2 separate regions of the Homo sapiens genome follow, and region 2 is linked to region 1. A link is a loop called in an ENCODE intact Hi-C map of the cell type or tissue named here. Cell type or tissue: PC-9. All regions are shown on one strand.

Evidence for each region. Peaks named below come from ENCODE experiments on the same cell type or tissue, not always from the same donor. Only the 100,000 strongest peaks of a DNase experiment are listed, where the experiment ranks them.
Region 2: it touches region 1 in a loop (5-fold over the local background); 3 of 110 quality-filtered maps call a loop at or near these places.

What each region holds. Positions count from the first base shown.
Region 1 is chr15:98,895,622-98,899,621 of GRCh38, forward strand. It overlaps IGF1R (insulin like growth factor 1 receptor), which reads left to right. Exons shown (of 21, transcript NM_000875.5): 4 at 1,136-1,284; 5 at 3,856-4,000. Among named protein-coding and RNA genes, the nearest start is that of PGPEP1L, 110 kb to the right of the region's middle. RefSeq lists an enhancer at 686-1,885. In PC-9, no CTCF peak of the experiment used is centred here; DNase peaks (open chromatin) are centred at 1,530 and 1,810; H3K4me3 peaks cover 1,204 bases; H3K27ac peaks cover 3,188 bases.
Region 2 is chr15:98,798,123-98,802,122 of GRCh38, forward strand. All of the region lies in intron 2 of IGF1R (insulin like growth factor 1 receptor), which reads left to right. Among named protein-coding and RNA genes, the nearest start is that of MIR4714, 16 kb to the left of the region's middle. RefSeq lists an enhancer at 1,323-2,018. In PC-9, no CTCF peak of the experiment used is centred here; DNase peaks (open chromatin) are centred at 1,439 and 2,469; H3K4me3 peaks cover 2,681 bases; H3K27ac peaks cover 3,489 bases.

The DNA of each region.
Region 1 (4,000 bases):
ACACAATAGGAAAATACCAGAGAAGTTTTGTTTACCTGTTAGCTTTTAAACAAAACAGAACCCTGCATCTTTGTCTTAGATACAAAATAACCTTCATGGGTAGGGGGAAGGGACATTAATAAAAAGAGCTATAATTTACATTGTTTTTCTTGAATGTTTTTACTTCACGAAATTTGAGAGATGATTTAAGAACAATAATGTACATATAATGGCTCCCCAGCTTACCATCCTATTACACACACATCGCATAAGTTCGTATTATTTGTCTTGTTTGGAAATCAGTCCAACTTTCTGACCCTTGTTCTATATATAACTATAGATCCCAAAGGTTCAGCTGCTGGGCTAGCATTTTGTCTGCTATTTCCTAAATAATGGTAGGTAAGCAGGAAAAGTGCCAGTCTTACTTGTCCCTGACTCTTGGTGGTTCGTGGCATGTTCAGGATAGTATTTGAAACAAGAGCTCATTACAAAGTAATGGAAACCCCTTGCTTTTATTGTGTATGCAGCAAAAGCAACATTTGGATCAATTTACAAGTTTCTGCAAAACACCGTCAAGAAATAATTTCGGTTGTGCTTTAGCAAGAAAATAATGGATCTGTGCTATACCACATGCCTTTTGGTATCCCTCACTGGGCTTTGCCAAAACACTGACTGCAGGAGCTAGACTACTGTTAGGCAGAGACACTGCACTCCCTTTGCTGTCCCTGCCTTCTCTCCTAGCGACTCCTCCAGGTACACAGGCCAGGGTCACAGTATCAGAAAGCAGCTCTGTTTTCCTCCAGAACCCCCCAAGCTTCCTTTCTGCAGCACTGTCTCTCCCACATGGAACCAGCTGGCTCACCAGTCAACAGCCTATGACACACAAATGCCTTGAGGATGCAGCATGTATTTTGTCTGGAAGCAAGCAACACGCTCTTCCTTTGTAGGCTGTTTCTCCTTTTGCTTGCAATGTGAGTGGCTTATCTTGGGTGGGCTTGGGGGTGAGATACCATGTGACCACATGAACACTTCAAAACAGTTGCTTTTTCTAATGCATGCTGTAATAACAATGAAAAGCATATCCTTATGGTTTTTTTAATGCAAGAAGACAGACTCAATTATGTGTGTTTTTGATTTTTTTTTTCTTCTTCAACAGCATGTACTGCATCCCTTGTGAAGGTCCTTGCCCGAAGGTCTGTGAGGAAGAAAAGAAAACAAAGACCATTGATTCTGTTACTTCTGCTCAGATGCTCCAAGGATGCACCATCTTCAAGGGCAATTTGCTCATTAACATCCGACGGGGGAGTAAGTATTCCATCCCCCTGGAAAAACGGCTAGATCTCATGGTTTTCTTTTGTTGATGCTTTTCATGCTCCCGTCCCTGAGTCACCACTAAAATATGGGCTTAGATAAACAACATGGTGTGTAAGCCTCACGCATGACGTCTCTTCTTTGAGTTTCCCTGAAAGATAAAGAACAGATTGAAAGGCAATCTGTCTTTTAGCCATTGGCACGTCATTTATTCCTGTAAAGAGGGTCATCGCTCATCTTTTTGTTAGTCACATCTTGCATAGGAGAGGCAAGCCCTGACACATACAAACCCCAGAAGAGACCATTGGATCAGACGTGTGACTCAGCAGACTCCAGCTGTAGCCAAATCCACACATCTTTCAAGTCTAAAGAGTTTTGGTTACTTGAATTTACTGAGAAGACTGAGCAAAGGGAAGTTTAGTGATATCACGTTAAAATTTTATGAAGTCCAAAAGAATGCTAGATTTCCAAATTTACTTGTGAGAGACAAAAGGATACAAGTGTGTGTCATTGTGTACATAAAGTTTCGGTCTCACCCCTGTACAATGACCTTTATTTGCAATAGATGGCATTCCTGGTAAGTTGCTTCTGAGTTGGATTTGTGCAAAGGATTTCCCACTGACTTAGCCTATGATCTCTTCACTTCTTTGGTTTTTTGTGTGTTTGTTTTTTGGTTTTGTTTTGAGACAGGGTCTCACTGTATCACCCAGGCTGGAGTGCAATGGCATAATCATAGCTCACTGTAACCTGGAACTCCTAGTCTCAAACAATCCTTCTGCTCAGCCTCCCACGTTGCTGGGACCACAGGCACACACTACCATGTCTGGATAATTTTAAAAATCTTTTCACTTCTGATTTTTCATTGCCAAGGGCTTCTAGTAATGGTGCCTTAAATTCTCTGCCACTGGGACCACTTGGTCAAGGTACTGATAGTTTTATAAGCTAGAATAAATATCGTAAAATGGCTTTGAAGTTGAAAGGAATTTTGGGGGGGGAATCCTTTTATGAAGAATTTTTTTTTTTTTTTACAGTTTGAGAGGAAAAATAATGTATTTTGAGAATGTGTTTTCCTTAATATTTGTTAAATGAGTAGACTGTATTCTTAAGGTTTAGAAAGGACAGAAACAAGTTTGTGCTTAGTTCTTCTGAATTAGTTGATATCCCTTGTTGCTGTTCACAATACACCCACTCCCAGCCCTCCGTGATGGAGATAACTCTGTTCCCCACAACTAGGGCTTGCCCACTCTCATGGTACTTCTGATGTTTAATTCTTTTGGCTGTGTCTGCATTTCCTCATTTACTTTTAATTTGCTTATCCCTAGAACATACCTTTTGAGTGCCTAAACTTTTTTATCTTCCTGTCCTGAAGACAAAAATTTAATCTGTGAATTAAACCCATGGAGAAGTATCATTTATGAAGGGATTGGTACATATTGATGCATGATGATGAAATGTGTCTTCTGGTTTATGTCCATTGCAGGAAATAGATTGGATTTAGGATGATGGGACATCTCATTAGAGGGGAAATTTCCTGATCTTGACTAAGGCATGCTTCCTGCCCCACGTTTAAAATTCAGGATCTCTTCCTTAAAACATCAACTGCACGCAACCTCTCATCTTTCCAACTTGAACTTCCCTTTAATTTTTCTTGGAAAGCTATTAAATTAAATTAGATGTAGGGCTTTATCCTTTAGTACCCTTATTATTTTATTTGTATCAACTCAAAGCAAAATAGAGCATTTTATTAAATATGTCTTCATAAATTACGCACAGTAAAATCCCATTAATTGGACCACACCCAGTTCATTATAGTGTTTATTATAATTTTAGCATTAGTTGAACTGAAAATTGGTTTTTGTTTACTATGAGAAAAAGGTAGACTAAACAAGATGAAACCTGTTGTTTGCATATTATGTTTGTACATCTTTATTAGCAACTATTTTTCCAACTATTTTCAACTATTTTTCCAACTATTTTCTAGTTATAAAAGCAATACATAAATACTATAGAAAATTTAGCAATGCAGAAATGAATTTTTAAAAATCCCTCATAGATAGCCATTGTTAACATTTTGGTGTATTTTCTTCAAGTCTTAGTAAAATGGAACCTTTAAATATAGATCCCTGTATCTTAGGAATTAGAAAGGCAGCAAAGGCAGTTCCTAATGAGATGGAGAAAATGTTGATTTAGTCATGCCCTTGTACTGTGGGGGCCATACTGTCTGTTGACAGAGCATATTAAAAGACGTTCCCTACATTCGTCAGCCTTAGCTAATTGGCAGTCTGGTATTTATGATTTTATATTTTGTTAATCAGCTTGGGAGCTGCAGTACCCCCCAGCCTCCTAGAAACTTGGCTTCCCCTGCCTGGGAGGCCTCGTTCCAGGAGTCGTTGTTGAGAGTCAAGCCAGGGAAGTGTGTTTTTGTCAGGGAGCAGCCAGTCCTGTGCTGGGAGCATCTCAGGGGGCACCTGCCGTTGAATTGTTCTCACTTGTGTTTGTAAGAATCCAAGTATGTCACCCTTACACCAAGTGAGCACACAGTGACACAATCCCCTTTCAATGTAGATAACATTGCTTCAGAGCTGGAGAACTTCATGGGGCTCATCGAGGTGGTGACGGGCTACGTGAAGATCCGCCATTCTCATGCCTTGGTCTCCTTGTCCTTCCTAAAAAACCTTCGCCTCATCCTAGGAGAGGAGCAGCTAGAAGG
Region 2 (4,000 bases), 97 kb before region 1:
AATGAGGCCTCTGCCTCTGTGGAGCTTTTATTAAAGTAGGGAAGGGGATGGGAGGGCTGGGTCACATGTTAGGTGTGGGGTACAGGGTACGTGGTGCCAGGCAGGTATCCGGGTACCTTTTTACGTAGGGTATTCAGAGAAGGTCTCTAGAGAGGTGACATTTGGACGAAGACCTAAAGGAAAGGGAAGGGAAAGGCGAGGAGCTTGGAGAGCTTGGTGCATCTTGGTGGGGGATGGGGTAAACTGAGTCAGTTATGTAGGGCCCTGGAGGCCACGGTGAGGACTTCGGCTTTGACTCTGAAAGGAGATGGCAGAGTTTGGAGCTGGTGTGTACGTTAACAGGACCATGCTGGCAGCTGCGTTAAGAGAGACTGTAAGGGCAAGGACAGAAGTAGAGAGACCAGTAGGAGTAGGCTGTTGCCCCAGTGTAGGGCAGAGAAGATGAACCTTAGACCAGGATGGTGGAGATGGTCAGTGGAGAGAAGTAGTCAGAGTCTGGAAGCACCAGCAAGACTGTCTGGTGCACACAGGATGCACGTGGGATGTCCAGTGAGGAGGATGAGATGAGGTTGGGTGGCTGGAGCCTGGTGAGTGACAGGCAGAGAGGGCTATTAGATCACATGGGCCCTGGAGCCATGGTGAAGAATTTGGATTTTGTTCTCTGTGTTGGAAAGTTAGCAGAGAGCTTATATGGGGGGTGAGATGGCATAGGGACAATGTTAATAACAGCAACGAATATTTATTGAGCACTTACTGTGTACCAGCTGTTGCAACAGCCTCTCAAGGGTTCGTTCTGCTATTAGAGCCATGTTATAAATGAAGAAACTGAGGCACAGAGAGGTTAGCTAACTTGTCCAAGATCACACAGTTAGGGACAAACTTGACAGAATTATGTGTGTCCTGGTATGTATTTCAGTTTTCTTTAGGGAAGGTACCACAACTTTGGGTAACTATGCCCCTACCCCAGGATTTAAGATGTTTTGATGGTTGAAGGGCGATGTTTAAGAGTGGGACCAGAGAATATTGAGGTATTAAAATCTCACTAAATCTGTATTCATTATATCTGTATTCATGGTATAATTCATGTGCCTCCCCCTTTCGTGAGCCCCTCAAACATGATCATGGATATGTTTTCTCCACCCGTAAAGTACGTTCATATTCATAGAAAACCCACAGAGAACTGCAGACCTGAAGGTTTCTTTGTAAGAGCTTTCATTGGATAGCTAGAAGGGCTGCAGTAAGTTTAAAAAAAAAAAAACCCAAACCACCCTGGATTCCAGGCTGCACAGCCTCTAGGAGGTGTGGGTAATCCCTTTATAAAGCTTGGCATAATTTCTGTTAAGACTTGCTTATTTTGCTCTCAGCTTGCTATCTTGATATGTTTGCCTTTGAGGAGGTTAGAGTTATTGTGATTTAATCACAGACCATGTATTTCGCAAGATTCATTTGGTATCTCCAGCTTGTTTTCTTGTTTCCTCGGCTGTCAGTCCACAGGCAGAGGTGGGAGGCGGCCGGCATGGGGGACCGAGTGTGGTAGAAAGGAGTGTTTACTTAGCGGAGGGGAGTGCTGAGGGCTGCTGTTACCTTCCCAGAATGGCTGATCCCCAGCAGTGATGAGCAGGCTGGGATCGTGGTGTTAAATTTGGTATTTTCTAGAAATATATAGCAGGCTTTCCCCTCCACCTGCCCCCCTTCAAGGTTTCGAAGCCTTGTGTTTTGCAAGAGTTGAGAGGGGAACAGTTAATAGCTTGGATTATCTTGTCTCTGGAGAGAATTTATGTATCAATTCACCGGAAGACTGCTCTGGTATTAGGGCAACAAGAATGGTTTTATTTCTCCCTTCCTTTCCTGCACTCTGTTCTTATGTAATTCTTGTATTAAAACCATTCCTGGTAAATTAGAACATGCTCTTGTATTTGGGCCCTGCTTTGAAGAAGGCTGCTGAGTCTAAAAAGTTTGGTAGCCTCTCGTTTCTCATGGTGATTTCTGAGATTTCTAGGGACTTGGTGTTTTACAGAGCTTGTTGAGTTGCACAAACCAGCCTCCTTGGCCCTTCTAGGTGATAAAAGATGCTGGGCTGGGAGGGCAGCTGTGGAAAAGGGTGTGGGCGAGGGAGACAGTGCTTCATCCTGCCTGGATGAAGCATGTTGGTTGTTGGTTTATTCATAAATTAGAAAAATATATTAAGAATTGAAGTTGTTCCTTATCTCATAAGATTTCTAGCAGGCTGCATAAAGTCTGTAGATGGTAATATCCATTTAAAAGTGGACAATGAAAAAATTACCTCTTTGGGAGTTGTGTTGCTATCTCTACCCCAATTTGGCAATCTTTAATTAACTTGGCAACCCCCGTTTTACCAACAAAGAACAACCTTTGATTAAAAAAAAATAAAATGTCAGGGAGTGAAAGATACGGAGTGTGACTCAGCAGATGGGAATTCCTTTAATAACACGCTGGGTGTTAGCGTTAGAACCGCCACTGAACAGCTCTGCAGGATGCCCTCCCAGCCCTCCCTCCACCTATTTGGATTAGACCAGGAGACTGCAGCAAACTTCTCAAGGGGAGGCGAACTTGGTGTTGGTATCTGAGCGATTGTCTGTTTCAATTGTTTCCCTCTGTCTTGGAAAACACCGGCACAAAACACAAATCCAGTCCCAGTTCCTGCAGCTGCTGGGGCGAAGCAGGCTTTTTATGAATGAGGCCCAGAAGGGGGAGGAGAGGGCTTGTGTTACAGCAGCAGTTGGGTAATACATTTCATTCACTTGCAGCCATCTAGCCCAGGCTTCATTTTAAAGGATATTGTTCATTTTTGGCAATTCAGATTAGACTTTTTTTCTTCCTTGTGCAACTGTTGGTAAGTTAGAACACGAAGCATGTGTGTGCATTCTTTTTGCTTGCTTTTTTGAGTGTTTGCTCCTTTAGTTGGGATAAATGGTAGGAGAGGTAGGAAGGCTTTGTCATCCCCGGGGACCTTGCTTACTTCTCCCTCCCAGCACCACTTAAGAGAAGAGGAGGTGGCCTCCCTCTCCCCAACCTCAGAGCCCTCAAAGCCCTTGATAGTGAGCCTGAGCACTTGTTAGGAGGTGACTTCTACCTGGGGTGTGCTGGGGTCCACATGTGCCAGTCTCTCTGCCCTGCTCCCCGTGAGCGGCTCTTTATTTGTGGCCCTTGAGGCCCCATTGTTGTGGCCACCAAAACCTGAATTGGAAGCTGTGTGACAATGCTGGTCCCCCTCCCTGCACTGCTTCCTGCTGGGGGCAGAACAAAGAGAGCGGGCATTGTCTCTGGCATAAATGAACCTCTATCAAAACAAACACCCAGAGAGAGGGGCAGCCTGGTTACAGCTGCCTGTGTGAGCCTCGACAGTGGGCCTCATTCCTCACAAAGGGAGCTTTGAGGCCCGGAAGAGGCCTTTCCTTGATGATCGAGCTGTGCACAGGGAGCAAACCCCAAGCCGACTGCTTGTCTGTGCCACCCTCAAACAATGATTTCCCCAAATTGGACAGCCTGGGTTTGTATCCTTGAGCACGGTTTTGGGAAGAGCATTCTGCATGAGGCATTGTAGCTATGTGTATGGAGTATAATTCTGTTTTCAGGTTGCTCTGCCACAGAGGTTAAGAACTCCCTCTTCCAAGGTAGACATTGAGAACAGAGACGACCACACTGGGTTTTCACTGCAGCTTTTAAACAGGATGACTCCCAGCCCCCATCCCCGTGGCTAGCAGCAAGCAGGGACTCTGAAACACTGCAAGCCAATGGACTGAGCATCTTACTTTTGCTGTCCGTGTTTTGGTGTTTTGTAAACCCATCTGGTAATGACCCTGATGCCCCATGTCCCAGCAAGGGCATAGGTACCTGCCATTGTGCACCAAAGTCCCTTTCCTCATGGCCCTGGCTGTTCTCCTGCATGGGGTCATGTGTGTCCCGTTACCAAGTTGTGGCCCCTTTTCAACCTTGAGTGCCACATCTGGGCTGTTGTAGGCATGGGTAGTACAAGCTG